Linked DNA regions of Mus musculus: region 2 is linked to region 1. The links are chromatin loops, found by intact Hi-C in ENCODE. Cell type or tissue: left cerebral cortex. All regions are shown on one strand. Links, peaks and the distances in the headings refer to the core of each region. The heading gives the core; the rest is flanking DNA. Region 1 overlaps Gm11266 (predicted gene 11266). Region 2 holds the start of Gm11267 (a long non-coding RNA gene).

Region 1 (16,075 bases), core at 4,532-7,031:
CCTATTTGCAGAAAAATGTTAGCCAGATTATAGCTGAAAACCCTGCTAATTCTGGAGAAGTTTTTGGTCTAGTGCCTAGAACAATTAAAGCATGTATTCACACCTACCACATGCGACACTGAGCAGAATTTCCAGCACAACACTTAGTACTTTATTTTTAAAAGAAATAGCAGAGACTGAGTGGTGCTCGCTCACTCTCCAGCTTCCTAGCTGGGTTTTCACTTGAGACTGGAGGGTGAGGGGCTTCTGAGCTGAAAAGAGATATATTTTTTGCGCTTTTAGAAAATCTTTGCTCAGAATCAGGAAACTTTGGATGCTAAAATGTGCCTGCACCTGCAAAGAAATTAACAAATTCCATTTGCAGGGCTCCGAGAAAAGATGGCTCAGTGTACCAGTTATTCAACCCTGGAGCTTAAGGGAGCCCTTGAACATCTTATTCAAAACTCTTTACTTTTAAGAGAAGGAATAAGGGGTTCTGAAATTTTAAATGGTTCCCCTCAAACCAGATCATCACCCACAAGGCAGAATTATTGTTTGCAGACCAACCAAAAGGGTTTGCTTTTAAACAAGCTTTGTCCTGCTAGCCTAAATTTTATGCAAAGAAAACCAAATAAAATACAGTAGCCCGCATGCAGCACACAGCTCTCTCTAGAGCAGTCTCTACTTGGACTGCAGAATTGAGAAAGGAAGGTCAAATTCCACTCCAAGGTGCTTAGCAAACAAAAGAAACTTTTCTGTGGTTGGTTTAGGAAGCTCCTGGCTGCTGGTCTCCACACAGCTCTCTGGAATCCGATATGAATCTAACACCAGAGGGCGCAGTATCCTTTGTCCTGGTGTCCTTCAGAGCCTTGAGACAGGCTCTGAAGCCTTGCTGGTCTTAAGAAACTCGATTTTCCTCTACTTACACATTTCTTGGAACCAGCTGAATCCCCAGGCTTCTTCATCTCATCTCCTTCCTTCCTAGAGGCCACCAGATTCTCCAAACAGTCTTGTGTGCATGCTGCAGGCTTTAGCAGGAAGGACTAGCGGCCTTCCCATGGCTGTGTCTCTGCTAAGCCTAGGAGACCCTACCAGTGGCCTATTGTCACTTCTCATCATGATCCAAAAGAAAGATGCAAAGCAAAAAAAATTTTTAAATCAGGACAAAATGAGCATCACGTGAGAAAAGGCACATATTCATTCTTTCTACTCACAAAAGAAACGTAATAAATGAAAGAATTGTTCCTGGGAAACTGTTACCCTCTTACAGGCATGTGTCCCCAACAGTCTGTGACTAGCTTTTGGTAGTAAATACTTACCAAAGGGACAGGCCTAAGCATCTGGGGGGTGGGGGACACACCTCTGCTACTCTCGGTCACCCACTCAATACAGTGTACCTATATCTCTCTGTGCCCTAACCAACTTCAGCAGGAAGAAATCTACTCCACACATGCTAACGTCTTCCCATATGAGATACCCTGCACTCCTGTTCCCACAGATAAATGAGCATCTCCTGTAACCACCAACCACCAAAAGCACAGCCTTCTGCAAAGTCCCCAAATTTGCTGTATGTGGCAGCTCAACCTTTAACCTCAGCACTCAGGAGGCAGAGACAAGCAGATCTCTGTGAGTCTGAGCCCAGTCTGGTCTGAATAGCCAGTTCTAAGAGAGAGACAGCTCCCCCTAAAACAAAAACAAAAACACAATTTTCCATTGTTCCATCTGCATAGAGGATCCTAAAGACATCTTAGAAAAAAAGCAATTACATTTATAGAAAGAGGATTTAAATTTGCACAGCCCCTTTTCTTATCTCTCATTGAAGTCTCCCAACAACTCTAAGAGATAGTCAAGGAAAGCCATAGCTTAATGGGCATTCCCCAGCCCTGGCTACCACAGGATGGAGGCAGCCTTAGGGTCTTGGTCATGAAGCTTGGAGAGGAACAGTTTATACAATTACAAGGCCTAGGACGTATACAATTATTACAGATAATTAATATGGTCTCAGTGTCTGAAAACATGTAGCAATTTTGGCTCCTGAACAGGACAGAAAGAAAAAAAGAAAGAAAGAAAACAAAAAGCTGCTATCAACTCTCGTCTTGTAACTTTTTTGATCACAATGTTTCACTCACAAATTTCACATACATCTTATTAGTTCACAGAGAGCAATGGGAAGGGCTGAGCCTGGAGACAGGCAGCCATGTTGTGTTTACTTGAGAGCATTTCTCTTCGACTCATAGAAAGATGATAGCATTTGTCAGGTATATACTCGGCCACTGAGATGAAAACTATAGGTGGTATTTTGGGAGGAAGAGTGAAGCTGAAGGCTTTCACTTTCAGTTTATGTTTTTATATTACTTGAAGAAATTTGATTTATGCCTGTCTTCCTATTATATCTTTTACATTTTGCTGGGGCTAATGAGACTCGTCAGAGCTGCTAGGAAGATGACTTATGTAACATGTCTAGATGGCACGTGCTCTGGCACACAGTTGATACCCACTAAACAGTAGCTCATTGTCAGCTTCTGTACCTCCTTCAAATTGAGCAAATGAACTCCAAACTCAAGATGTTCTGAGGCTGCTCCAGGCCCTGCTCTCAGCTCCTCCCACATCCTTGGGTCAAATCTGCCCCCTACCCCTCCCCCCCACCCCCACCCCCCCCCGTGCCTCAGTTTCTTCAAAATGACAATACAGAGTTGGGTTTAGAAAACTGTGCGGAAGCCAAGATGATCTGTTCCTCACCCAAAATTTCCTGAGATGCTGTCTACAATTTAGCCACACTTTGCAGGAGGATTGCCTCTCAAGCTTGGGCTTAGCAGATAGAATGCTTCCTAGGAGAAACTGCCCTGCAGGCTGTGCCGAGAGGGGCCAATCAGAGACAAAGGAGCAGTCTCCAGGACAAGTACAGAATGTTAGGGAGCTGATGACTTCTGAGCCTTGGACCTTAAACAAGTCATCATCTTTGAGGGGAGGTGGGAAAGGCCTTCGGATGTTTCATGGGTGCAGCTATCCACACAAACCATCTCCAGAGATGAAGAATGCCCTCAGTGGAACAGAAGGGGCATAACTGAAGGTTGGGTCATCCAGGGAAAAGTGACAGCTAGCACCTCAATTCCCTAGGGTGAATCCTGTCTTAGGATCCAGGACTGAACCCAGCAGACCTTCCCTAATCAAACGCTCCCCTCTGGCTTTAAACAAAACAAAAGGAACCTACTGCTCATAAGAGATGAGCTAAACGCCTCTCAAATTTCTTCCACTGGACCCCTTTATCTGAACAAGCACACGGGGGATAGGTGGCTAAGGATAAACCAGACTCTTACCTTGCTTCCCTTTAACAACTGGTCTTCAGGGACCCATCTGCATGTGTACTACACATGGTTTCTAAAATCGAACAGAGGTCTGGGATCCAGCTGAGACACTCTGCTCTCCTCTAGAAAGAAGAATTTCTAGGTCTCTGCCTTTGGACTTTAGGGGGCTGAAGGCAGGTAGCCTGATCATTGGGAAGGTTGTGACTTTCTTTTTGCCTGCCCGGGTCGTTTGCCTTCCTCCTATTTAAAGCAGCACCGCCTGTCACGGCAGCTTGGTGCCAATATTTGTGGGCAGATTTTCTGACATTGTAAGGAGGGGTGTTTATAGCAGATGGGAAGCCCTTTCCCAAGGCCATTGGGCAGAGTAGAAATCAGTTTCACCCACACCCAAAAGGAACCCTTAATCCCCAGTCACAGTCAGCACCAAAAACACAATCTCAATCTCTCTCTCTCTCTCTCTCTCTCTCTCTCTCTCTCTCTCTCTCTCTCTCTCTGTGTGTGTGTGTGTGTGTGTGTGTGTGTGTGTGTGTGTGTGTGTGTGAAGGAAGGAAGGAAGGAAGGAAGAAAGGAAGGAAGGAAGGAAGGAAGGAAGGAAGGAGAGAGAGTTCCCTGTCTTTGAATTATGTGGGCAATGCCTGTTAGAATTGCATCTTCCTCTAAAGTCCCTACTACCAGCATTACTTGCAGCTCTTAGGGCATCTAGAATAACGGTAGCACAGTATACCGACACCTGGAAGACCCTTTTAATGAGACCTTGAGATAGGGAGAAGATTTGCACCAAGGAGTAGGCAGGTATAAACAGCTCCTGCTGGTCTCCAGAGGCAAAAGCCAATAAATAAATACCGCTCCAACCAGCACATTCTGACAACGCCTGTTCCATGTAATTCTGTACTTTTAGAGAACCGCCAATGGTTTTACGTTACAAGTCTTTTTCAAAGGCATCCCCGAGTCTGACCCACTTGTTAAAAAAACGTCTCCGTTCTTGGTTTTCTACATGGTTCTTTTCTGTACCCACTTTGTATCTTCAGTAAGCAGCATTGTTTATTATCCTTGTGTCTGTGAGCCCCCTCCCCACCCCCATTGAACTGAAATAAAGCAGGGGCTTCGGAGCGGAGCGCTGAAAATTATTCCAGGCTTCTCGGCTGAAGAGGGTCTCTTGGCAGTCCAGAGACCCGCTTGGAGAGAGCCCACCCGCAAGTGTGCGCTCGAAAAGTTTGTAAGAGTTTTTGCCAAGGCACCCGAGAGGTCCGGGAAGCCCAAAACTCTGGCTGGTGACCCAGCATGGAAAGATGTAAACAGAGAAGGGAAGTGTCAGGAAGGACGGGGAGACAAGCTACTTGCGGGCAGATCAAGCGAATATTGCCAGGATGATTAACTGCGGGTGGGGAACCTGCGGTGCGCAAAACAGATCGGAGACATCTTCTAGTTCCGTGGCTCAATCTCCTCCACCATTCCTGTGCGATGAAGTCTCACTAATAATTTCTCTCCATTCCACGTAGTCCTATAGTCTTCACTGTAAAAAGGAGCGCTCTCAACAATTTAAGGCTTATCCGCTTTCTTCCCCCCAGTTTCCTAATATCTATTCCCATTTCGTTTGCAGCCAAATAAATAGTGACCGTGGGGGATAAAAAAACGCATGGCCTTAGAAAACTAAATGCGCCGCGTTCCCCAAGTTGCTTATCTCCTCTGATCCTCTGATGAGACCCTTGGTACGGCAATTCCAAATATTGGTGCTCCCCAAGCTCAGTGGGGTTCGCTGCCAAAAAAAAAAAAAAGCCACACACATACAAACAAAAACAAAAATAAACAACTAGCAACCCGCATCAGAAACTCTCAATGGAAAAGCCTGAGCCCCAGGTGCCTCCAGCAGCTTCCCGCAGTTTGGCTGCCTGGAAGCCTGGAAAATGTGCGCCAGAGCCGGGCTGCGCCCAGCACTTTCCAAGTGAAACTTCAGTCCCAATGGTCTTTCCCACAGGTTCTAGGACACATGAGCCTGCCTGTCCCCAGCTTCTAAAAATCCTCCCCACGGGCTCATCAGGTCCTGGTAAGTGAACTGCTCTTCGGCGGCTGCTGGATTAAGAATGTGTGTCTGCTCCTTGAGGCAATGACTTTCTTCCAGCAAAGTGGCCTAGAAGCTGCCGGTAGCCCCCAGGCTGTGGCAGGAGAGCATCCGTCGCCTGCTCCTCGGAGAAGTTGAGTGAATTTCCGCATAGGGAGAAACGTTAAGGGTTGGAGTGTACCGTGGGGGGCGGGAGCATAGCAAGTTGCCCCCGGCTCTTTGTTTTTGAGAGTCCCCTCGCGCTCTGGTCTCAAGAATCTTCCACACTGCTTCATAGTGAATCATAGAGAATCGCGCCGAGATTCGGCTGCATGGGGCTGTCTTTAGCTTCTGCAGACCGAGGCCGAGGAGCTAGTGCAGTTCCCGGGCATCGCCAGACTCTGTTACTACTGCCGCTCGCCCTTCGGCTGAAGTCCCTTCTCTGAACACCCCCAGAACAGTTCCAGCTCTCCCCAAAACTGTGTAAGGAGAGGAGGATCAGATTTATAGACTGCAGTGTACCCCAACAGGTAGTTTCACCTGGCCTGGTTTAAATATTAAAGTCTGGGCCTTGCGTGGGCATCGCGAAACTGGCCCAAGACACAGACTTTTAGTCGGGGACGAAAACGGCGATGTGCGAGTTACTTAAGATAATCATGTTTTCTCTTCAGTCTTCAACTTATCCCCAAACATCGAAAGAGCTGATCCGTTAGGAACGAGGCTCAGCGAGCCTAAATAGCTGGCTTCCAGCTGCAAGCCCACAGGCAATTTGATTTACCTCCCACCCCCAGAGAGTTACTAAAGAACCCTACTCCCGCTTTAGAGAGATGGGTTCCTTTGGGAAGATCCTTCCTCAAAATGCCCTAGCCTTGGACAAGGAGGGTGAGCTGCGCTGGCTTGGAACAGAATTGCAGTCCCGGTTCTGTTGGTGCGCTGAACAGTGAGGGAGAGCGATGTGCCAGGGCGAGCATGGAACCCGCGAGCCTCGCGTGCACTGCGATTCATGACTCCTTATGGAAGCTCAGGGAGAAGTTGGTGGCCCGCTTGTACAATCTGGGGCCAGCATAGTCCTCTTCTCCAGGGAGTGCTAGCCGAAATTCTTCCCCTGGGGCCATTGATGCACGTGGTGCGCAATGACCCGACGCAAAGTCAGGAAACCGCTAGCAATGGCCCAAAGATTCCCGCGTGTGCCACCCTCGAAGGGTGGAGGAGACCGGGGACTGGGCCCCTCGGGAGGGACGATCTAAAACTGTCTTGGGAGACAGGCTTTCCCCTGCTCCTTCTCTGAGCCCTTGCTTAGTGGTACCTTTTGCCATCTCAGCCAGGAATCCTGGTCTTACCCTACCTCTCTCTTTAGGAACCAGTTCAGGCTCCCCACTGTCACCAGCCCCTACGTCAAGAGCTGTGGGCAGATGTGACCTTGGGCTCTTTGATTTTTAAGGGTATCAAGGTCTGGCCCTGTTTCCAGTGTTCCAAAAAATCTCTCTCTCCCTTCTTCCCAGCTTCACATCCTATCTAGAGACTGTGGCAAATTCAAAGCCTCTGTCACTGGACAAGCTATCTAAACTTGCAGTTTTCTGGTACCTTGACCCCTTAAAGTTGGCCTCAGCTAGCTCTGACAGGGAGAGTAAAGTAGCCACCCTTACCCCCTTCTCCTATTCTCCTCTCACCCACCAGCCACCTTCACCTTTCCCCAGTCCAAACCTTGCCGGCAGAAGAGCAGGAGTCTCTGAAAGGCACAGACTGGTTCTGGCTGTCTAGGAAGTTCTTTTCTTCGCTGGCCCCTCTGTGAGGCCCTTGCATTCTGCCCTCTCCACCCCCATCTCGCTTATAGCAGGGACCCTTGGACTTGTAGGTTGGGTTTCAAATTTATTTTGCCTTGCTTTAATTTTGTTTAAGGTTCCACCCTGCTGAGCCTGGAGTACAGCTTCCCAGTTTTCCAGTCAGGAGCTTGGAAGATAGACTCTTGGAGCAGGGCATGTTGTCCCTCCATGGAGACCTGGGAAATCCCTGACTAGCTCCCTGGCCTAGCTTCATCTTCCTGGGGTACCCCACTTTTTTACACACACACACACACACACAGAGCTCGGAGCTATGCACAAGGCAGACATGAGTATTTAGGAGGTAGACAACACACCATGTTCTATCACTGTCTCGAGCACTTGGCACACAGGAGAACTGGAGGTGAACAAGTTCACTCCCTTGGGGTTGCCCAACCCAGCTATCTGAACCTAAATAAGTGACTTTGAACAGATAAGACCTCAACTCACTTGATTGGTGACTTAATGTGTTATTTTGTCTAGGACTGGTGAAGTTTAATATTTGAGGGGTCCAAATTTACTACCCTGAGGTAGTAAACTTCCAAGCCAAGAAGCCCAGGGGAAAGTACCAGAGAAACTAGATCTCTTGTGGGCTTCTGGGATGCCTGTGGGGAATGGAATGAAATCTACCCAAGTCTGCATGGCTTCCTACTCTTGGGTCCAAGGACCCTGGGCTGGCTTTCCTAAACACCAGGACATTATTGGAAGGGAAATAGAACTTGGTCATGGCACCCACTTAGCCTTGATTCTCCCACATGGCAGACAGACTCCTATCCTCAGTCACAGAAGATGTCTGGACAGAATCACATCCTGGGGACAAATGTGTTGCTGGGTGGATTAGTGTCTGGGGTAGCAGAATTAGTTTTCTATTTTTGTTCAGGGTTAGATGGCTGCCTGTCAACTATGTGATAGTGAATTTGAAACTATATGGACTCGCAGAGAACCAGTGGCTATTATTCCCACCCCATTTTGCAGGCTCTCTTTCTAACTTGCATGCCTTTAGCTACGGGCTTCCAGCTGGGCTCTGAACTGCAAACTTTGCACAAGCCTGATTCAAATGCAGACTGCCAGGAACTTACCTCACACCCACTCCTTTAGCAGGTGAGAGTTCCAACACTAAGGCCAAGCCAGGACTGTTGGTCAACATTGCAGCCAAAACCCTTTTAGAGAAAGCTCCATTGTAGGTTACATGGTGGAGTGGTTTTCTGGACCCTCAAAACAAAACAGGTAACTTCTGCTCTAGCTTTGCAATAAGCCTTTCCAAGGGAGGGCATTAAGAAGAGAAAAATTGAGGTACCTGGGCTATCCTCAAGTTTGAAGGGTCCATAGACCTTGTCTCTTAAGTCCCCAACTCTCCTAAGATGGGAGGAAGGAACACCTAGCCCTTGTAGGGCAAACCTCTGCCTCCAAATCCACAGGCAGAAGCCAGCACTTCTAGGAAGATGTTAAGGCAGGTAAAGGAAAGAAAGATTGATTAAAAAATTTTCTAAAAGCTGACTGGATCCCTCAAGGGAGAACCAGAGAGGAAGACTGAGAGCACAGGGGGCGGAGACTTGGTCATCTTTTGCAGACCCTATCTCCTCTATACTCAAACCTGTTTGAATTATTGTCAGACAGGGCAGGGGTCTACAGTTCTTTCCAGTGGGGAGTCAGACATGAGGGGTGTCTATTTCTCTATTAAAGGTAGCCCTCCATTGAGTTTGGTTTCTTTGCTTTTCAATGAGTCAGTCACCTCTGGCCTGTGTGTTGATGGTTAGAGCTGCCAGGCCAGAGAGAGACTCAAGGCAGACTTTCAGAACCCCTAGAGGTGGTCTGCTTAACATCTGGGGGCTTGGAAAGAGGAAGCTGGGCTGAGAGGGTGCCCAGCAACCTCTCCCTTCAAAGCCCATACTCTGCTCAGTGAGGTCCTTCCATGTGTACCTCTAACCCTCAGGCCTGGATTAAGAGGGAAAGGGAGCAAGAGATGGTTGTGGTTTTCAGTTTATGCTTGTGTATAGGGTGCTCCTGTTTTTGTCTCCCCCTTCATCCCCTCATGTCCTAGCAACCATGGAGGGGGGAGGCTTAGTGGGTACCAAGAAATTGACCAACTTATTCTTGTTAATCCGGCATAAAATAGCACAAACACTGACTCTCCATTAAAAATAGGATCAAAAAAGAAGAAGAAGAAGAAGAAGAAGGAGGAGGAGGAGGAGGAGGAGGAGGAGGAGGAGGAGGAGGCAAGGAAGGAAGGAAAGAAGGAAGGAAGGAAGGAAGGAAGGAAGGAAGGAAGGGAGGAAGGGAGGGAGGGAGGGAGGAAGGAAAACAGAAAACTAGAACTATTTGGGTAGGAACTGTGTGGGAATGAGAAATGGGTGTGCTTGCTGATCCTGTCCCTTTAAGAAAAATCCATAAAGGTTTTCCATCAGCCCAGTGTCTGGGAAAGAAGCAAACTAACTGCTTGGAACAAAAGAGACAAAGAGGCCAAACAACAAAACAAACAAACAATCCCCTCCCCCCTCTGAGACGACAATAGACTAGACGCAGCAAGCAAGCACAGCTAAGGCCTGGCCGGCTGCTCCTGTCCACCTGCCAAGTCTCCCCATTTGGCTAGAGACCTTCTCTCTCACCCCACTCCCACCCTACCACCCCCTCCCAAATCCCTTTCTCTCTTTCTCTGTGTGACTCTGTGTCTCTCTTGGGGTCTGGCTGTGTGTGTGTCTCATTTTTCTTTCACTGTATTTCACTGTCTCAGACTCTCTCTCTCTCTCTCTCTCTCTCTCTCTCTCTCTCTCTCTCACACACACACACACACACACACACACACACACACACACACACACACTAACACCTCTGGCATGTATTTATCTGTCTGTTTCCTAGACCATCTCAGCAGCTCTGTCTTAAGTGTCCCCCTCACTCCCCAGACCCCGTGCCTTGCCCAGGCATCCCTTTTGTGTTGTCTTTGCAGCAGTCTCTGCCAGGAGGACCAAGGTCCATTTGCACTTCAATTTCAGCCTTCCCCTCCTGTTCGGCTCTTTGCTCCTTTTCTGTAAGGCTCTGGCATGCTCCCTCCCCGCCCCAGCAGCCCTTTCTTCGGAGCTTGGCACCGCTTGGGACTCTCATGCATGCCTGCCTTCTCTTTCTCTCACCCCCCCCCCCCTTCTCCTCTGCAGCAGGCCCCCTCCCCTTTGCCCCCAAATCCAGTCCTTTTCTTTTTCTTCCCCCCTCCCCTTCAAACTTTCATAAAATACTGTAAACAACTTTGCCTGGGGATTGCTTTTCTTTGTAGGGTGAATAGAAAGCTTTGGAGAGGGAGACATGGAAAAAGGAAAGAGCGGACAGAGGCAAGTACAGTCGGCAGCAGAGGCCGTGTCGTGGAACCAGCTCCCAGCCAACAGCCTCGGCCCCTTTCAGGCTTTCTTTCAAATAACCCCTTTTGTGCCAGAATGCCTCCTGAGGCATCTGTGTCTGCTCAGGAAGGCCTGGCCCAGGCCTGCATCCCTTCTTCAAACGGCAGTAGGGGTGAGACCAGGCACCCACACCCACAGGAAGGGTTGCTATTGATTTAGTCACAGGCCTGCCACCCTCAACCCCTCATGGGCATGGGAGGTAAGGGGTACCCCGGCAATGGCAGCTTAGGCTTCAGTTCCTTCTTGAGAGTTGTTTAGAACAGAGACTGTAAAAAGAATGCTTTCCCAAGGACTAGAGAAGGAACATAATCGTCTAGAGAATGAAGATGTGGTCTTAAGCAGAGAGAGTATAGATGTGTGGGGCGTGGGGGGTGGGGCACTTGACTGTTGGAAGATGTGTAAGGCAGGGCTTGCACAGTCAGGAAGAACATGGCCAGGAAAGTGCTCGCTCTACCCCATACCACACGTGCACTGTGAGGTCAGGGCACAGAACCAGGGAAACTTGTTTCCCCTGGCCCCAGCCACTCCTTTTCTTCTCTTAATTTTAGTAACAGACAGACAAGGACATAGATGGGACCCTCCTAAAGGGGGAGAAATCGCTGAGTGTTAAAACCAGAAGCAGCAAAACATATTCTTGCTGTTTGGTTGCTTGGCGATGGGGGCAGTATGAAGAAATGCTGATGGTATCAGAAAGTAGGGCTGGATTAGCCTAAGCTCAGTAACAGCGCTCTGACAGAGCCTGCACAAAACCCAGGCACTGAAACGATTGTTTAGAAACATATACACCTGTGTACAGATATACTTATGTAAATGTATGTGTATTTATTTGGTGGCGGGGTTTTTTTTTTTGGGGGGGGGAGTCAGAAGAGAAGGGAGGGGTGTGACTGGCAGCTTCTTGATCAGGCAAGTGTAGGAAGGCTGATGTGCCTCCCCCATGTTGATTTTATAAAGACGAGAGTTTTTTCATACATGAATACACCACACACAAGCCTGGCATATGCTTAGGCCTCATGAGCAAGTCTGATTTTCATGTCCTAAGGGAAACCTCACTGCCGTCTGACTCAGTGACTGAACCCTGTGGGCCATCCAGCAGTCTACTCTGTCTGTGCCCAAGTGCCATCTTGAGGTCATGTGTTCTTCCCTAGAATCATTAGACTGGATTCTCTCCTCTCCGGGGTCTTTCCTTTCTAAAGTTAAGAGGGAGATCCTTATCCAGCCCTCTGCGCATGCTTCCACCATCTCCAGAGATCTGCTCTTGGAAGCATGCTCAACAGAGTCCTTTGGCCAGAAAGCCTAAGGAGAGGAGAGAGAGAGAGAGAGAGAGGATAGTATGTTCTAATGAACTCTTGCGCTGGGCCCAGAACAGTCCCAATTGGGAATACTGTTTTCTTGGTATTTTGACCTTGTGTCAAAATGACTGATTCCTCCCCCTCCCGGGAAGTCACTTCCTAGCCAGCAATGACTCTGGAGCTGTTCTGGGCTCCACACATCAGTGCATCTGGAAGCACTCACGGGCAGAGGCCTTCTGGCTGACTGAGGCAGGGAGTCCTCCTTAGGCCTGGGAGCTCCAGGGGAGCCTCTGACTTCCAGGCTGGAGGAAGAATCACACTGAAAACCTCCCCACCTCCAACTTCCTTTCTCCATGGTCTTATTGTGTGCTCTGCTGACCCTCCATGTCCACACTTCCTGGCTTCCTGTGTGGGTTTCCTGTCTGATCACAACCTCAGCAGCCATGGAGAGGGAGAGGATGACAGAGATGCCGGCAGAGTGGAGGATCCCTCAGCTCCTTTCCCAAAGCTCTCAACCGCATGCTCTTGCTTCTCTGTCCTCAGATTCTCAAAGACTTAGGGTGTAGCTGGGAGAACTTGCTTGTGTTTTTCCCCATTTGGGCATTCTGACATGCGTGTACCACCTTTCTGTAAACTACAAGTACACTTGTCTATTCTTCCTGGAAAGACTTCCACATGCAGACTTCAGCTGCCATGCACCAAGCATCCCCGAGGTGTCAAAAACCTGTGCAATCAATCAAGCATAGGCTTTTTAGTTCCCCAGTTCTGACAGATGGGAGTGCTGGTAGTCACTTAGTCCTTTAGAGCTCTTTGCCTGAGATGGGAAAGACCATAGAGTGTGACATTGGGTGCTAAGAGCCTCTGAAGTCCCCCCAAACCCGCCATTGTATTCTTTTGGGCTCCTATTTAAGAAGAAATCTGAGATTCTGTTTTCTTATTTTCTTGTTGACTTATGTTCTTTATCTACTACATGGTTTCATGCTGTACGGTGGCAGAAAGGCATTTGTTAATTCAATGAGTTCAGTGGGTTAAGACCCTCCCCAGGCAATCAGTAAGCTTGCCACTATCTGTAACTCTGGTCCCAGGGAATATGACACCCTCTTCTGGTCTCCAAGAACACTGCTCACACACAGCACACATACATACATGCGGGCAAAATACTAATACATATAAAAGTAATAAATAAATCTTACAAACAAAATAAAAGCACTGTCTGGGCTTCCCTTCAATGTAATTAAATCAGAATTTCTAGGAATGTGGATATGTATGTATATATATATATATATGTATATATATATACATATATATATATGTATATATATGTATATATATTCCTCTAAACTTTTTGAGGGTTGGTTAGATGTACTGATTTATAGGCCGGGAAACAAGTATATTAGAGTTCACAATGCTTTCTCCTTTATGAAGTACGTGATGAGTTCATTCCTACCACAGGACATGGTTCTCTGGAGACAGAAAAATTCAGCTGATAGATTCTGCACTGTTCACGTGTGAGACTTTAGAAGCGAATGCTAACCTGCAAATGTAAGAACACAACCTCTGTGAAGTATGTTGGGTATGGGTCTGTAAACTGAACCTAGAGTTCCAATTCAGGTGCCATACCTAACTTGAGTTGTGACCTTGGACAAATCACTTGACATTTTGGGTCTCAGATTTTTTTTTCCAGTGTAAAAAGAAATATCTGCTGTGAGGACTCTGTAATCTGTCCTGCTGTGCTCCAGCCTTAGCTCAATTTGCTAAATTCTTGGAAACCCAGACGCTTAGCTAGGCAATTACCAAATATTTTTGGAGGCTGGCTCACTTCTTCATGCACGGTACTGACATCTACTCTTCGGCTGCTCTACTGAATCCCTTTCCCAGACCCTAAGTATCAGAGTGATGATTTTTAAATAATTCTGGGCTCCCTTAATTCTCTTTCCCAGTCCCTTGCAAATGAGCAGATGAAGAGAATGGAGGGGTGGTAATGTCTATGAGCAGTGGGTAATGACTAACAGAAGTTTATCCAGTTGGATAAGTGTCTAGTGGATTGCTGCTGGGGTCAGTGTTCGTTCTGGTCTTAATTAACATCTTCATTAATAGTGTGGGAGAGGGAATAAACAATAGCTAATGATATTTGCAGATGGTAGTAAATTCAGAGGTGTTGCATCTACCAGTGAGAGTGGCAAGAGCCATGGGGATATCAGAGATGAGAACAAGAAGCAATTATAATGATGTTTATTCTGGAAAAAGCAGAGTGAAATGTTTATAGGGGAAAATGACAGGGGACACTGGGAAACGCTAGAAGAAACAACCATTTCTACCATTTGTAACTTGGTGTGAATTTGGCAAATGAGGCAGTTAATAGTCTTAGAACTTCTGTTGTGCATGCTGGCATGGTCCTGAAAAACAGTAATAACCACAAGAACAATAGCAGTAACTGCATCCGACATTTTGATCTGAATGTGGTAACACAAGCCTCTAATCTCAGCACCAGCAAGATGGAGGTAGAAGGATGGGGAGTTCAAGACCAGGCTTGGTAACATAGTGAGTTTGAGGCTAGCCTCTGGAATGATGGGAGGCCCTGGCTTCACAAACAACTCCCAAGACAGACAGACAGACAGACAGACAGACAGACAGACAGGCAGATGGACAGGCAGATGGATGGACAGACAGACATTAATGTTTACAGACAGGATTCGAAGTGGTGTGTACAGAAATGAGTCTTAGTCCTAAATTTCCATGTAGCTTGGAGCTCTGTAAGTTTGTCATCTTGGATTTCCAGATCTGAACAGACTTATACTCATGAGGAAATGTTCCTTGTTTCATGGGGGAAAAAAAAAATCCTCTCACCAATGATTTTCCCCATCACCAACCTGCTTACTATCTTTTTCTCCCTTCAGGCAATTGCTCAGAATTGAGGTGACCCAGGAAGATAGAGAGAAACTGTTGCAGAAGCTCAGAAAGAATGAAAGCAAGAGGAAAGGGCGGGGGAGGGATGAAGGAAGGAGAGTGGAGAGGAATAAAGGAAAGACAGGAGCAAACGCATGCTTGCTTGAGCTTTCCTCAGGTACAGAGTAACAGAGTGCTGAGCTAGGATGTGCGACATAGCATCCTTGTGTACCCAGTTCTCAGGGACTGTTCCTAGCAGTTACTCCGAGCTCTCTGGTAAAGTACTCAGAAGAGCCAGAGAGCTTCAGCCACTGGCTGTGAACCCAGGGAGGTCATAGGCTGGGTAAAAATTCAAATGCCAGTTGTCTCACTCTTCCATCCACATCTCTTTCAATCACAAATCCGTTTCCCCTGCCTAGAAGCACAGAGCCACACACAGAGAGCCAGAAGGTAAGAGTGTAAAGAAGAGACTGGACCCTGGAGAGCAGAGGACAAAGGGAAAGTGGCCAAAATAGACATCCTTCACCCAGTCCAAATGATTGAATTATTTATAATTACATTTTGAAATTAAGAAAAATAGACTTTCCCAACAAGAAAGGCTTCAACACAATGGAACCTAAAATAATGTGAATCCGACCTTGAGGGAATTTGGCAGAGAGCACTGGTGTCTGAGACAAAAGTAAAGTGAAAAGGAAAACAGTTCAATGTAGAAAAGCCAAGACCATTCTTGAGAAATGCAAAACCTAGGGCCAGATGGATGCCAAAGGTCTTCCCAGTCACCTCAGAGGAATCTCAGGACATCAGAAACACGTGCCTTGTCATGGGCCTTCATACTCCAATGAGGCTTCATATGCCAACATAGGATTAGAAACTATAAACATATAAGGAATGAACATTTCTGAATACAATCATAAATTTTATAATTTAAAGAATTAATTCAGAGAAAACACCAAAGTCATTAAGAATCAACATTGCCTTGATGGGAAGGCTCTCTCTGTCACCTCCTCCTGGAGGCCAGCACAAGGGATCCTCTTATGGTCATCTCCTGGCTCTTCTTCTTTGTTTGTGGTTTCAAATTTTCTGTCTCTTTTTTGACTGTAGATGAATAAAATCATGCTGCATGCTTTCTTTCATGGCTCACTTCTTCCAACCATATGTTGTGTGTAAGTAAACTCTACCATATTTATCCGTTGGACCATTGAGGGAATTTTGATTTTCTCCTATGGAACATTTATGAAAAACTCTGCTATAAACTTCTTGCACATGTTACCTGCTGCACATGGTATCCCTGGGGTAGGGAAAGTGAATTTGCATCTACAGTTTTAACAGAACCTACTGGTTAGATGGTTTGAGAGCTTTTAAAGCTTTG
Region 2 (16,075 bases), core at 7,433-9,932, 52 kb before region 1:
CAAGCTTGCTCCTCAGCTGGCAGGTCCCATCAGCCCGCTTGACACCGTGGCTATTATTCCACCTCATCTTATTCATTTTTCCAGTGACATTGACTGAGTCCTTTCTGTGTAGTAAGCACTACTCTTGGCACTGAGGATGAAATCACCAACTTAATTTCTTTCTCCAAAATATAAGTATTTCCATGGAGGGGCCAGCCCAGTGAATAAGTACTTGCAATCATGAATGAGTTATATGGGAACATACAGAAAGACAACCTAAGACTGTGTATAAGTTATTTATTGCTGCATAACAAATTGCTCCAGACGTGGCAGTTTAAAACAACAAATTCTGATTATCTCATGCAGTGTCTAGGGGTCAGGGGCTTACTGGATAGCTTTGGCTCACAGTCAATCATGAGCTTGTTGTCAAGATGTCACTTGGGACTACAGTCATCCACAGGCTTCACTAAGATACAGAAGAAAATCCCCCAGTGAGGTCACTCACGAGACTTCTGACCTTAGTTCTATATCACATGGTCCCCTCCTTTGAGCTGATCACAAGAAGGTAACCACTCTTTCTTTCTCCTAGCATGCAATTTAAGAGCAAGCCAGGCAGATGTCAAGGTGTCTCTGTGACCTAACCTTATTATTCTCTTGTTATCACTTTTGCCATATTCTATTGGTCATAATGCAACCATTGAACAAGGCATCTACACAGAAGAATGTAAAAGCTAGGAAGAGGGCTTATCAGGGACCATCACGAAAGTTTGTCACCAGTCAGACTAGGAAGATTTGTCAGACCTCCATCCTCCCCCAGTAGAAGCCAAGATTGCAATGAGGAAGAGAACTAACTCCTTTCTATGGTTCATGCAAATTCCTGTCAGCTCGCCAACCTTCTAACAAGGAGTGGGGTCTCTCCCACCACAATCTCTTTCTTTTTCTGGATGCCTAAGGTGGCCAAATGTCCCTTTGTTAGCCTCAATCAGTCTGAAAGGCAACCATTTTCTTAGTCGGGGAACCTGATATGAGAATATGCTAAACTCTGGCTAACCCATCCCAAAGAGCTTTATTTGAATTTTACCAAGAATTCTATAGCATAGCAGACTGTAGAGGCCCTGTGATAGCTAATCTTGGTTGTCAACTTGATTGGATCCGGAATCAACTAAAATACCAGCTGCTGGGCTCTCCAAGAGTGGGGGATTTTCTTGATCAGATTATCGGAAGCAGGAAAGCTAGTAAGCAACATTTAAACCATAGCTTGTGGTGTTTCCTGTCTCTAACCGTAGAATTGATCCCTAGGAAGAAAGAGCCCTGTGTTGCTGAAGTTTCAGTCTGGGCTGGAGTTAAAGTAGATGGGGCAGATTCTGGTGTCACTGCAACCCCCAGTGTGCAAGTAAGCCCTGGCTGCTTACAGAACTCCTGGGCTCAGTTGTTTCTGTCTCCAGGCAGGGAGTACCTAGCTCTGGGCTGAAACTGGATTGCTGTAACTTCTAAGAATGGATTGCCATATCAACCAGGAAACTGGCCAACTAGCTGTGAGACATAGCCGTTGTTGAAATTGTAGATGATAACAAAACTATCCTAAAAAGCAAGATAATGAATATTCAAAACTCGCTTGATAGTTGTTTGAGTTTTCAGGTTATTTGCCTCTGTTGGCTGTAGTGACCCCACGGTTTCAGCAGCCTAAAGCCTAAAGCTGTCAAATGCAGCAGCATGTGCTGTGTTTCCGCACACATCTTCCTTGAACTTGAACCACACCGGCAAGTGTTGTGGGACAGACAGTAAGTAGTGTTCAAGCAGCTTGCCTTGGTGTCTGTGAACTCGTGCATGCTGTGTGTTTGTTGCAGACAGACACACTGAGGACTGCTGATCCCCTCCTAGAGTCTACCTCTGTTCTTCTCTCCAGGGCTCTTGAGAATTTTATTCTACTCTCTCTACTAATAAAATACCTACTTGTTTTATGTTGAACATGTGACCATCCAAATTAAAGGCTTCTTTTAAAAATGAGGTTTCTAAATTTCCTATTAATAAAATTAATAAATTATGACCAAGAAAAGTGAATGTAAGTAACTATGGAACAGCATCAAGGAGCCAATCTTCCAATTAGAGTTTGGGAACTTTGTTCCTTCTTTTATCTACCTTATCTATTATGGTCCTTGAAACTTGGATGTGATAGCTAGGCATGTAGCTGCCCACACTGAACTATGGAGAAGGAACTTATAGTCTATGAATAGTGAATGGAAATTTAAGCAGAGGGGAAAAAAATCAGTTATGCTTAACGCCGAAAAGGTAAAACTGGCTGAAACCGCTACAGTTTAGAAAGAGAAGGAAGATAACTGGATTCCGATTCTGAAGGTCTTTAGAGCTTGATATCGACTCCAAACGATCTTTTCATTCCAAACTCATGAGACTTTGATACAGTGGCTTACTATTTTGGATCTATGGAAAATTCCACCCCTCTTTTTGGCCAACTGAATCTTTAAAATGATTCAAGGGTTAATATGGTCGCCTCTTCCTTGAGCAACACTAAAACTATGTGGTCTACAAGAGCATCCCCAAAGTAAAGCTTCTACAGGTCCATGTTCTACAAGTTAATGTTTTCTTGTGCAGATATACTTACATCACGGGCTTTATGGAATGTTTGACATCCTAATGTCATCCCTGGGTATGAAGTTTTCTATACAGTCATCTGTTACTCCCATCTTAAAAGACACTAAACTCTTTTTTCTGTTTACATGTCTATATTGATTGTGATTAGTGTTGTTCTTGGGGAGGGAGACTAAGCACATACACATGTGTTTTCTTCCCAGTGTTTCTGTTGCTCATTAAGTTCTGAGTTCACACGTCTCTCATCACACATCAGTTGTATAATATTCTGAGTAATCAGTTAACAGGAGGCAACAATCTCATCTGGATTCTATTGTTGACTCAGATGGAGGTTGAAACTGTTGTCCTACTGTTATCTGTTTATAAAAAAGTGTGATACAGTTACATGTCAGATATTATACTAGGAGGAAAAAAATTAAATTTTACAACTAAAACATGAGGCAAAAGTTTTTGTTGCAATCCAGAAAATTTAATTCTAGTAAAACAGAAAATAAATACATTAAGAGGATACTTGAGAGTCCGTAGGTCCATCTTCTACCCAGATATATCAACCAAGAAATTTTAGAGGCTTAAAAGAATGTTTCTCATGCAAGATCATTTGGTGTTAGAGGGAAAAGATGTGAGGTCGTGCTTCACGAACACCTTGAGGAAGTCAGCTGGCACGGGCAAGGTGTTCTCACATGATTATCAGGACCTCCTCTAGCCTCAACATTCTGTAAGCACACAGGGCTAACGGGTAGATGAAGACGCTGGCTTACCTTAGTAATTCCTCAGACAGAGACATATATTCAGTGGCAAACAGAGAGGACAGGCACTGGCTTTTAAAGATGTTATGCCTCACTGATCTGAGAAACCCTTTTTGTTGGAATGAGGAGGCCCCGCCTTGTGGAAGAAACTCTTTTGTCTATTGTTCTACATGGCAGCCAGGGCCACCACGTAGAAGGTTTCTGGACCTTACCATTTTAGCCACTTCTAACTTGAAGAGGGGAACCAAAGGCCTTCCCTGGAGAATGTGTGGTCTTCAAAGCCCACCTCTTACTGATAATCTTGGGCTAAAGCTTATTGCTGTGGTGACCACGCTTATAGATTCCCTGGCTGTACAATTCTGCCACAAGCCTGATAGACTTCTAATCGATTTGCTTGCAGTCTGCTTCTTCCTGGTTAAAACTCTCCAGTATGAGTCATGTTTTCTTTCCGTCCTCACCCCTGCTCCATTTCCTCATTGCCTTGGGGGCCATCTAGCTTAGACTGAGAGGAGCTTCACTCCTGATATGATCTTATATGCAAAGCTGAGTCTCATTCAATCATATTCCTTACTATCTGGGTTTTAGAAGCAGTCAAATCTCCCAGCTTTTCAACACCTCTCGTTTCTGGTGTTCAGTTTTATTTTTGCTTGAAAAGAAGCCAGCTCTTGCCTCAGTTCATCTGCCCTTTTGTGAATTGCCACCAGCGTTCTGGTTTCTAACCCTTTCCCCTAGAGCTAAGGAACCAGCATGCACCTGGTCTATCTTCTTAAGTGTATCAAGGGGCAACATCATCAAAGGATTATGCCACTGCCTAACTTATCTTCATCTTCCCAGCCTCCAAAGTCCATTCCACCGCTGTTCCTGCCCTTGTCGCTGAACCATGCTATATACATTTTGAGTTTGTGATATGGCAATATTCCAGCTAGAGTTGGGGCAACTTTAGCTGCTACGAAGATAAACTCTGAAATCTCAACAGCATAATACCACAGGCTTATTTCTTAGTCCCTGAAATCTGATTAGTGAAGAGGCTCAGCTCCCTGCAGCCATCGAGGAACTAGGCTGATGAAAGCCATGCCATCCTCACCATGTGACTTCTAGCTTATACTGCAGTACCAGTCAGCTCATAGATGGAGGGGAAGAGATTATACGCTGGCTGCTGAGAGGTTTCCAAGGCTTAAACTTGGAAGTAGAATATGTTCCTTTGACCTATGACCTACTAAATAGCTTTCAGTAGAAGACAGAAGAATCAGTGTCCAAGAATAAAAGTATAGCTGGGTCCAAGAGGAAAAGAAAAATGATTGAGAAATGTTGAGTCTCATTTCTTAAATTTTCTGAATCTTCATCGTTGATAAAATACATTCTAAATTTTCCTGTGATAATTACAAATGGTTTTTATCTAAAGGGATTCATGATCTTGGTCCATCTATTTACAATGTTCGTCCTTAGGTGTTCCTTTTCTCTTAGGCTCACAGGCTGGAATAAGCCTCATGGAAACCTGTGGTTATCTCATTGCTTGGTAGAAATTTCCTTCTGAGACTGAATAGTGACATCTATTTGACAGAGAGATTTGCCTTTGTAATAAGACACTTTAGGTGACACTGAAATTACATGACAGTTTTAAAAGACAGCCAGCTATTACAAGGCAAAATGTTGAATCCTTTCCTCTCTGGAGGACAGGTCCTTTTATTGGTTTCATACTAATAAGAAAAAGTGTGATATGCAGAAAGCTGCCTACAATTTTGTTCTTATGTAGATGAGGTTAAAGAGTATGTGTCCAAGGCAATCTTTAGAAGGAGGGTGGGATGGGAAAGGGGAGGAGAGGGAAGAGAAGAGGGCAGAGCTATGGAGGAGGAAAAGAGGGAGGAGGAAGGGGAGAGAGAAGGGGATTTCTCTTTCTGGTCCAACTTAGATTTAGGTTAATTCTTTGAATTCTAAATGAGCCTACAATTTACAAAGTAGGGATGTTAGGCCTTCTCTCTCTCTCTCTCTCTCTCTCTCTCTCTCTCTCTCTCACACACACACACACACACACACACACACACACACAGTGCCCTACATCTTCCATCACTGGGAGCACTGCCACCTGGCAGGGGTAACGTTCACTGCCTGAAGAGGCTGGCTGGAAACCATCGCCTAGTTCTTAAAGAAACAAGGCTGTATTTTTAACAGAGCTTATCTCCCCTGCCCGAGAAGAGGGGCACCCTGTCTGCATTATATCATGGCCACAGATGCTGGGATCCCCAGAATGTACATCTGGGTGATTCCACACCTCCATTAAAAAGAGGACCTCAGACACGTGTATAAGAAAAAGACAAAGGGAATAATTCTGCTCAATGTAGAAATGGTCAGTCGATATACACCTCCTAAACAGTGCTAAGTAAGACAGAAGCTGTTACTTACAATGCTCCTGTCCAGACTGGGCTCCAGAGTCTTTCTGGCCTTAGCAATGTCTTTTGTTTAGGCACTGAAAAACTGTAAGTTGATAACCTTTTCTTATGGATGACATAAAGAATAACACAAAATGGAAGGGGAAAAGGAAGGGAAAAATAAAGGAAGGAAGGAAGGAAGGAAGGAAGGAAGGAAGGAAGGAAGGAAGGGATTTTCTAGCACGTTTTTGGCATCTAATGTTTTGTTCCAAGACTAATGTGCCATGCCATCTGCCAAGTTACCATGTCTTTATTAGGTTGCTATGGTATGTAAAGAGAAAAATGCTTTGTAAAGGGTCCGAGTGGTGTTTTTTTAGTTCCCTCTTCAACTTAATAAGCTTTTTTTTAAAAGGTGATAAAATTTTGTTAAAAATATTGCAACAATGCTACCCACTAATATTAGCACTGTATTTTACTTTATGGTTTTAATTTTTTTGGACCTAAAAATAATTCTGAGGTTTAGAATATTTTAGATTTGTAAGCTAGCAAATTAAAAAAAAACCCTCTATTATATCCTCAGAACTAGAGGGGGAGAAAGGGGCCCTTCTCACTCTCTTTGGATTGTGCGTGAACTGGGAATTCAGGACAGGAGCTCGGTGAAGGGAGATGTGGCACTTGTGAGCTTTTTTGACAGAAACTAATGATTGTCTCCTTGTGGTTTACTCATCTGACTATTTGACCTCTGCCTCTCTAACTGGGGCCTGAGGTAGCAAGTGGATCCAGCTTCATCCTGGTTGTAAATGTCCTTAAGGAGAGGGTATGTATGGTTTTATGCTTCTCTTCCTCTGCCTCTAAGCTTTCAAGTTTTATTTCTTCTCTGTATCTTACAAATGAAAATTTAAGGCTATGTCCAATGGCACATGCATATGTACATACACATACTTGAGAGAAACAGCAATGATCTGCAGTGTGTGTGTGTGTGTGTGTGTGTGTGTGTGTGTGTGAGAGAGAGAGAGAGAGAGAGAGAGAGAGACCTTCTATGTGAGAAGCCAAAGCCATCAACTGTCATCTCTGTTATTCACTGTCATACTTGCTTGATATAGGGTCTTTCATTGAACCTGGAACTAGGCTGGTAGACAGTAAGTACCAATGAGCCTTCCTTCTCTGCCCCTGACCGCACTGGGTTCCAGGTGCAGACAGCCACACCTGTCTTTGTATGTAGGGACTAGTGTCTGAGCCCCAGGCTGCCATGCCTGTGCAGCTGCAGCCACTGTCCTTGCTCACTGAGCCATCCCGCCAGCCTCAATAGACAGTTTTGACAGCACTTTGGAATTCATTGTAGCCAGAGGGTGGGAGAAAAGTTCTCTGGTCCACCTGTTCACTCTTATCAATGGGTAAAGACTACGAAAGATTTTTCTGGAAAAGAATTTCTATGATCCATGACCTAATACTCTCATTACAAACCTTAAAATGTCATCTTCCCTAGATAATTAAAATGATATGATACTGAACACTTCTGGAATGCTCAAATTATTTCTTGTCAATGCAAACCAGTATTTCTGGGTTCTGTTCAGATCTGCCGTGGGGAAGTCCCATTCCTAAGAACAACCAAGGGGATATAGAATACAGAACTACCAAGGGCATCTTGACCCCATAGGAAGAACAACAATATCAACTAACCAGACCCCCACCCCAGAGCTCCCAGGGACTAAACCACCAACCAAAAAGTATACATGGCTGGGTATACTGAAGTCTGTGGCTGCAGCTCCATATATAGCAGAGGATTGCCTTATCTGGCATCAAGGAAAGGGAGGGTCTTAGTCCTGTGGAGGCTTGATGCCCCAGCGTAGGGTGATGCTAGAGGGATGAGGCGGGAGTGGGTGGGAGGGTGAGTGGAGGAGCACCCTCTTAAGAGGCAAAGGGGAGGAGGGGGGATGTGGTGGGGGGTTTGCAGAGGGGAGACCGGGAAGGAGGACAACATTTGACATGTAAATAAATAAAGTAACAAAAAAAATACAGAATTATCAAAGTGAGCCAGAAGATATTTATTAAGTGTCTACTTATAGAGTGAAAACTGTCCTAGGAAATGAGAAGGTGGCTTGAGAAAGATAGATAACCATCCCAAGAATCTTGTAGCTACCAAGTCAGTTAGGACACCGGTCTTGGTAAAGGCAGAAGAGTAGGATGCCAGAGAATCGAGGCTAGATGCGGAGGCACATGTCTTTAATACCAGGACTCAGGGAGGCAAAGGCAGGCACGTCTCTGTGCATTCGAGAACAGCCAGCCTGGCCCCACCTTCTCAAAAAAAAAAAAAGCCAGAGAATGGAAACAAGGCCTCACGAGGATACAATGTCACAAATCCAGGGTCTGTGCAGCAAGACAAGACCCTGTTGCAAAATGGTGCTGGTGGAAGAGAGATGGGTAGAAATCAAAGCTAATTAATTTATTATATCCTACAACTGAATGTCCTCCAAGTTGATAACAACAGAATTTTGACTAGAAATTACCCTTTTGAATTAATTTGATCCAGTGACTCTTCTGATAAAACCTTGGAATTCCTGTTCAAATGTCTTAGCACCCAGTTGACCACTTGCTTTTGGAAGATTGGTCCTCTCAGTGGAATCCACCCGCACAACATTCTCTCCTTGCTTAGAGGAGCTTAGGAAAGCATTCCTGGTTACCAGGGCAAAACATTGGAGAGAAAGGAAGTGAGGCTTCGGTTGAAGGTTGGCCTCTTTGCAGATGGCTTCCTAGAGAGGCTTCTGCCAAGCCTGTGCCTCCTCCTAACTCCAGTCACAGAGAGAGCATCAGTGATTTGCTCTCCCAGGATCTGGTTTCAATGGGCAACATCTCATTAACCAGACCAGCAGATGTCAGTCCTGACCCACTTTTCCTCAGGTTTGAATCAGTACCGCTCCAGCTGGTTTGCTGTCTCTGTCTTATTTCTTCTTCCTGAGGTGGAGGGCCCCTGGCTTGCTTTGCTTTGCTAATATTTGCCTTATTCGGTAGTCATTATGTGATAAGCAGGCTGTTTGCTTTAGGTTTGCCTTGGTGTGTCTCCTAGTGACTTTTATTCGTAGCTGGTAGCTTAACCCAAGTTACAGTTGTGAGCTGCTTGTTACTGAGTGTGCATAGGACACTTTGAACAGACCTGCTGCCTCAAAAATCCAAACCCAGGTCAAAATAAATGACTAAAATGAATAAATAATCAATCAATCTGAAGAACACACATAGCTTGTAACCTCAGTTTCATTTTAAAAATATCAGTGTGAACAGACTAAGGTTTACAAGCCCACCAGCAAAAATGCATATATTTTTTCTGTACATTTTTTTTCTGTACATTTGTTGAGCATGTATCTTATCCTGAACAAAAACATCTTGCATGTTATGTGGACGAATTAAGTCGTTAGTCAGCAGTACAAATGGAACTACTTTAAGGAAACAACATACATAACACAATTTTACAGTATATTCTATCTCCAAGATGCTGCTTACTGTCACGGCACACTTTCGATTGCAACTTTGAACTTGGAGATGAGTTTGTGAAGGAAGATGTGTGTGTGTGTGTGTGTGAGTGTGTGTGTCTGTGTGTCTGTGTGTCTGTGTGTGTGTCTGTGTGTGTGTGCTGCTCTCTGGACAAGGCATTGTTTGTAAGGACTGATTAGCTGCTGTGTGTGCCGAAGTCAACTGTCTTAGATTCCATACACAAGACAAGAGAACTGAAACACTGCAAAGAGGCCAGACACAAAAGAACACCAGGCAATATTATGTCACTTACGTTACAGGGTAAATGTTTATTTACCGAGTTGATTAGCTTAACCAACAAGAATTTCTTGATTTATTAAGAATAGCAATACAACCTGTAATATAGAGGTAATTTTAAAAATCCCACTAAAGATTGTAACACTCGGTGCCTTTTCAGGGCAATCCCTCTGGTAAGCAAACATATAATGTTGCTTTTACTTCACTTGAATGTAACTTGTGAGTTACATAAAAATCTAATCTAAGTGAACTGATTTTAATACACTTTTGAAGGCACAGTGAGGAAATAAATCATTGTTTATAATTCTTTTAATATTAAATATCAAAGTTATTTGAAAATTTGTATTTCAAGTTGTTATTTTAATTACTTCAAAATTCTTTGCCTTTTTTATTAGTAAAGAGACCAAATGTGTTGACAGCTGACAAAAACAGTTCATTCTCTCTCTCTTTCTCTCTCTCTCCATAAACACACACACACACACACAAATATATATATATATATATATATATATATATATGGAATATCTTCTTAAATTACATTTAGGATTTCTCTGTTAGTGTCGATTGCAAAATTAAAAGCAAAGCAAATGTGCTTTGTAAAGATTTATTATCCTGGCCTGTAAAATCATTTCCTGGTTCACTCTCCAGCATTCTAGATGGCTGCTTTTCAGTGAAATCATATAATGTGAGCCTTAATAACCAGGTGCCCATGCTAAAGTTCTATCATCCACACTCCAAAAAGTGAAATTAATTCCAATAATATATTTCCCAAAACCATTTTGTCATGCAGTCAATATTTTTAAAATTGCACATGCCTTTCTCTCTGTGAGAATTCATGCCTACAAATCCCCCATCACTTTGCGCTTACCGCCCTTCTCTATCCATACTTCCGGGGTATGGGTTAGAGGCCACCACCTCAGATACTGAAGGTAAAGGTGACTAAACCCTTCTCTGAAGACCTGGGGAGCGTCCCTGGTGAGCCGGTGGCCATGGAGAAGATTCATGACTGTTCTGTTAGTGGAGGAAACTCCTCCGCTGCACCGGAACCCTTTGTTCATGCTCTATTTTGTCTCTAACACGGGCCTTGCACTGTGAAACCCCACAGGTCTTTCGCAAGCTGTCCGACCCTCTGCCTGTCATGGCTACACAGCTGAATTTGCTGAGGGAGTTACTGGAGAGCACGACCTAGAGCGGTTTGAAGCTACCTAACCCGGAGCCCACACGAGTCTTATAGATCTATTTGAGACAAGAAAAGAATGCGTGTCTGTGGACTTTTGGGTTGTCTAGTGTGTAATCCTGAACTGTAACCCTGGGATTCCAGAAAGAATGTCAATTCTATGCTTAGGTTTTCTGGGAGCAACTAATTTTTGACAGAGCTCATCTGATTTTTGTATTGAATAGGCCTCCAGCTTTTTAGACAAATGTCTGGCCTGGACTTTAGAAACCAGGGCCTCCCTAGAGAAGGTTTTCTGTTATTGCTCGTGCGAGTTTGTCCAGGCCAGAGCGACTGCTCAGGGAGACTTTGCAGAGCAGCGTAGGGATTGCCTGGAAGTGGTAAGTAAAGAAGAGGCAAGCCAGGGAGTAAACTGCAAATGTTTCTGGGAGAAAACATAGACTAGCTATTCTGAAAGTGTATTCCTCTATTTCAGGTACCAAGTTTCTGCACCATTAGTCAAGAGATCATTTAAACTAGAAAGTGGAGAATAATTTGCAAAATTCAGATAAGTGGACACTTTTTCTTTTATTAGCTCTCTCTATTTTTACCACACTCAGTATCCCTTATCAAAAATAAGTAGTAGCCATTGGTCCTCGATGTTTTTGGTCACGCAACTCCTAATGGAATGAGAAATTTTTGTATTAGGTGAGCGCCTTGTGCCCAACATGTATTAAATTAGTGGAAGTCATTACTAGAAAGTCTTGGCTGCTCCTGAGCCATCCAGGGCACAGAAGAGAAGGAGATGAAGGGATGGCACTGACACTTCCTTCTCGGCCCCTCTCCTGTTCTGTCTTGTTTGTTCTAATAGTCAGGGCCTGCCTTTTCTTGCAGCCCTCTGCATGAAATCATTTTTCTATCTTATTAGCATACCTTAATTAATAGAAGTATGTTTGTGCATCTCCTAGGTCAGATCAACTCCCCGGGTAAAGGTTTTGGAGGCTGTCACTAACTGTCTGGTTACTTCTCTATTAACTTGAAGAAGAATCTTATTTTAAAAAAAGTATCAATAATTATGACTTGGTATGATCTTGAATACAAATTTGTTTTTTTTTTTTTTTTAATTGGTCCTGGACTCCTCTTGTTCGTTTCTCGGGAAAAGGCTTGTGAAGAATTTCTCAAATTTAGGGATTCTTTTTTGAAGTCTAATTTTACTTATTTGCCTATTTTTGAACTCCTAAAGAAATGCAACATATTGGCTATCCTCACATTTTTGGAAGCAAGAGCTCTGAACTGTTTTCTCCAAAGTTGGCCCTCATTAATCCTTCTTACTCTCAGCCACTGCTTAATATTTCCACAAAGCAGTTCAAGGTGAGTTGTCTGCCAGTGGGAGACAGTTAGTGTGGCACATCTGCTTGTGCCACCATTGTTGCTTGATTTAGCCAAAGATTTATTTAGAAAAAACAAATATAATATAGCAGGAACAGTCACAGTTGCCAACCGTGACGGCAGTGCTGTTAAGGTGACATTTTGGTAACAGAGACTTTGATACTATTAGTTTATGTTATGTTGCTATTATTATTATTATTATTATTATTTATATTATTATTATTTTATTTTATTTTTTTATATTATTAGTTTATTTTATATTCCTGCTTTGATCTCAAATCAGTGGGCCTTTTTATTTAAAAAGAAAGAGAACGAGACTTCGATATAAAGTAGGAGAGGGGTGACTGCAAATAGTTTGCTGTACAGAATTCAGGTCTCCCTATCTTTGTATGCACGAGTGGCAAGGCTTCATCAGGACATCATACCCCACCTAACTGGAATTAAAATTACATCCGCTTCTTGTTACGTACAGCAGCCAGAACAAGTGTCTTCCAAAATCTTCTCGTCCCCTGCCTCCATGGGTCATTGCTCTTCTTTCTCTGTCCGCCAACAGCTCACCATACCAGAGGCCCCTCAGATTCCGCAGCGGAGAATGACACCGGGTCACAGTCAGACTCCTGTGACAATGACATTTTCTGGGAGAGTTCTGCACAGCTGTGTCACTATTAACTTTTAATGAACATCCTTTCTTCCTTTGAATTTTGGCGAGTTAAATGGACATGCCATTTTTACTTTCATCCCTACTTTATGTGACACACTATATAGTAATTATGGGTGCTAAGGTAGTTTGGGATGCCTAACTTGGGTGTTCCAAAACTAATAGCATAATTTTGCCCATAGTTACACACAAATGTAATATAAGATTTTTTTTTAAAGTCTGGGGCTGAAAATACATTTTAACTTATAATACACCAAAAGGCAAAGAGATGTATCTAGGCCTGAATTTGGGCCCCACTGTTCATTTCAGGGACCGCGGCTCTATGGAGAACTCAATGGAAGGCGTGCCCAATGGTTCCTGGGACAATGAGTGGAACAGAGGCTCCGTGGCGGTCATTTTGGAGCATTATTCATTCCTGGTCTCCACAATAGCTGGAATCTGATAATTTAGCATTAAGCCTCTTTTCAACTATATGGAACTGTAATAAGGTGATTTAGCCAATGTGCCTGTCCATTGTCCCAGAGATTCTGTGATCTATTATGCTGCAATGTGTAAAAAGAAAGGAAAAAAAAAAAAGAAAAGAAGAAAAAGAAAATGAAAGAAAGAAAAATCTAGGGGTAAACATAAACCAATTAATTACCAGAAACATTAGAAGATGCTTTGAGAGAGCTGTTATTTATTGGCATTTTTTTATGAATCAATATAGATATAAGAATTGACTGCCAAAGCCTCTGGGTACACTCACATAATGAAAGTCCAATTAATATCCCCAAGCACAGTGCACGGCCGGCATCAGGGAGCTGCAAGGACAGTCACTGGCTTCTGCAGCCAACATTGACAGCTGCAGGGCCCTGATAGAAAACAGCCTCAAAGGCCCAATCCCCTCCCCCAGCCCAGCCTCAACTGCACGGGAGCTTCATATCTTGCCTGTACTGAAGCAAGGGCTGCAGGAACAGATGGGACACCAGAAGCAACCCGTGGCTATTTGTGATGTCACCAAATGAAGCATTCTGGGGTGCTGTTGGGTGGCAAAAAAAATCAAAAGGAAGGATGAGGGAGCATCGTTAGGAAAACTAGGTGACAAGGTAAGACAAGGTGACAAGGTGACAAGGTAACAAGGTAAGACAGTAGGTTAGCAAACCTTCCGTCAGGCGCTAAAAAGAGGCCATGCAACCTTCCATCCAGATGTGCTTACATTTCCACTTATTTTGTGTGGATTAAGAAGGAGATTGACTTGATCATTCCATAAAAATGATTTACCTAAATAAGAGATAGAAGAGATTTACCTAAAATAGCCAATTCTTATAGTGACTGAATAGGACAGACGGTGGAAACAAAACATAATTTTCTTCGTCTTCAAATAGGCCATTGATGATATAATTATACTCTTAGTGAGCAAAACCTCCAAGGAGACATGTGGTATTAAATTCCCTGTAAATTCTAGGAAAGTCATTTTCAAGAAATGATGTTATTATGCGGAAGTGGGAGATACTCAAGGCAGCTTGGAGCCTTGCTTAGGGTCAGTGATAGAAGTCAGAGGTGAGGTTCCATTCTTATCCTTCCAAGATTTCTGAAGGCTAGAGAATCCATTTGAGGAAATCATGGAAATAATATGTGTCTATTTGGTTTTGAGTTAATAATTATTGCCTTCTACACATCTTTCCTCAATTACAGGGTCCCACATCTTTTATGGGGGCACTTCTCATATGCTGCATTTGTTCTAACCTATGTTTCCTCTCTCTAGAGTGGAGAGCTCTTTCATTGTTGTATCTTTACTACCTAGCATAATACCTGGAAAGCAGTAGCCATCAGTAATGTCTATTTAAGTAGGATAGATAGATAGATAGATAGATAGATAGATAGATAGATAGATAGATAGATAGACAGCTGGATGCATGGATGGATGCACAGATGGATGCATGCATGGATGGATGGATGCATGGATGGATGGATGCATGGATGGATGGATGCATGGATGGATAGCAAAAGCCTTATTTTAGCTACCTGTATAATTTAGCAATCATCAGCTTAACTTAAAATTTTTCCTTGGCTTTTGAGAAGCAGAATATATTGAGTTTAACTATTTCTGCATTTAATTTGGCAAAAATACTCTAGTTGTTACTAATAAGAAGCAAAAAGAATGATAAGTAACTCTGATAAATGAAGGAGAATTATAATTAGGTAAAAGCTAATGGGGAGGTGAAAAGGCACTCACTGAACATGTTTATTCATTTATTTTGTTATCAGTTCTTAGGAATTTCTTCTGCAGACAACATGGTAACACCCATCCTGAATTTCTCTAAGCAAAGAAGAGTCCTCCTGGTAGATAAGTTTGTTTCAATGCTTCAGTAACATTTGTGGGTGGCTTCCAAATTAGTACCACTTCACCAAATAGGAACTAGGCCACTAGATGTGTTCTGTGTGTACTAAATGTGAAGAAGGTTATCAGTGGGATTTGGCTTTTGTAACGGGGAGAATTGAAAACCCTGGAGAAATAACACAGAATTCTTGCAGATATTTTCAAGATAGGGCAGTGTCTCCAGTGGTCTGGGGAGGGTGATGCTAAGAACCTACTTTGGGAGCAGGGTCAAAAAGGCTTGATGAACAAAGCTGAGGGGATAGATGTGTAAGTAGAAAGCAGATGTGGAAACATTATAAAGCAGACCCCAGATGGTGAAATGCATCCCTGTAAACCACATCTGGGCTGGAGCATCTTAGAGATGCTCCAGGAGTGTGCTGGAGGTGTGTACAGCACGTTTTCTATTAAATGACTGTATTACATTTGTTGGAGACAAAGACAGGACTTTGGAAGTAACTTTGTTACTAAGTAACATTGGAAGAAAGTTACCAGAGGAGCATTTCCCAGCTCTGCACAGAAGTATAAGAAAGTTAAATAACCCAGAAGCATTACCTCATTCATTACTCAGAGTTCTCACTCGAGTGCAGAATACTGGGGGAACCACTCGGAAGAGTACACTCATTGAGCAAGGGTAACACGACAGGGTTCCCAAGACCACACGATGCTGACAAGAATCAACGCTCAACGTAGTATAAATCAGCACATCGTTCTCAATATGCTTCCGAGTAATCTCCACATCTCATGATTAAATTAGCTTAGCAATACCAGATATCTCATACTCTGTGTGGCAGCATGATATTTGAAACTGCATTTTAAACCTAATCTTTGTAAGCACTCTATAAACTACTATCATTCCTAATAATTTTTTTTGTTTTGAAATTCTTTTAGGCTTATTGAAGTTATGAATTGATTCCTGATTACCCTACAACCCACTCCCCTATTATTAACAGCTTATATGAGAGTAACATTTATTATTACTTATGAAGTGTTGTTGACACACAATTCTCAAGTCTGTATTTTATACATATTTCTTTAGTTTTCACTTAATGCCCCTTT

What was found. A loop is a pair of places that touch in the nucleus more often than their neighbours do. Peaks named below come from ENCODE experiments on the same cell type or tissue, not always from the same donor. Only the 100,000 strongest peaks of a DNase experiment are listed, where the experiment ranks them.
Region 2: it touches region 1 in a loop (12-fold over the local background); 3 of 42 quality-filtered maps call a loop at or near these places.

Annotation. Positions count from the first base shown.
Region 1 is chr4:82,527,053-82,543,127 of GRCm38, reverse strand. The region is part of intron 1 of Gm11266 (predicted gene 11266); the gene reads right to left. Among named protein-coding and RNA genes, the nearest start is that of Gm11266, 27 kb to the right of the region's middle. In left cerebral cortex, for the core only: no CTCF peak of the experiment used is centred there; DNase peaks (open chromatin) are centred at 4,592, 5,610, 6,165 and 7,031; H3K4me3 peaks cover 2,204 bases; H3K27ac peaks cover 2,500 bases.
Region 2 is chr4:82,582,196-82,598,270 of GRCm38, reverse strand. Gm11267 (a long non-coding RNA gene) reads left to right here and starts at 10,007. Exons shown (of 2, transcript XR_003955228.1): 1 at 10,007-11,014; 2 at 11,110-16,075. In left cerebral cortex, for the core only: a CTCF peak has its summit at 8,557 (motif pointing right); a DNase peak (open chromatin) is centred at 8,571.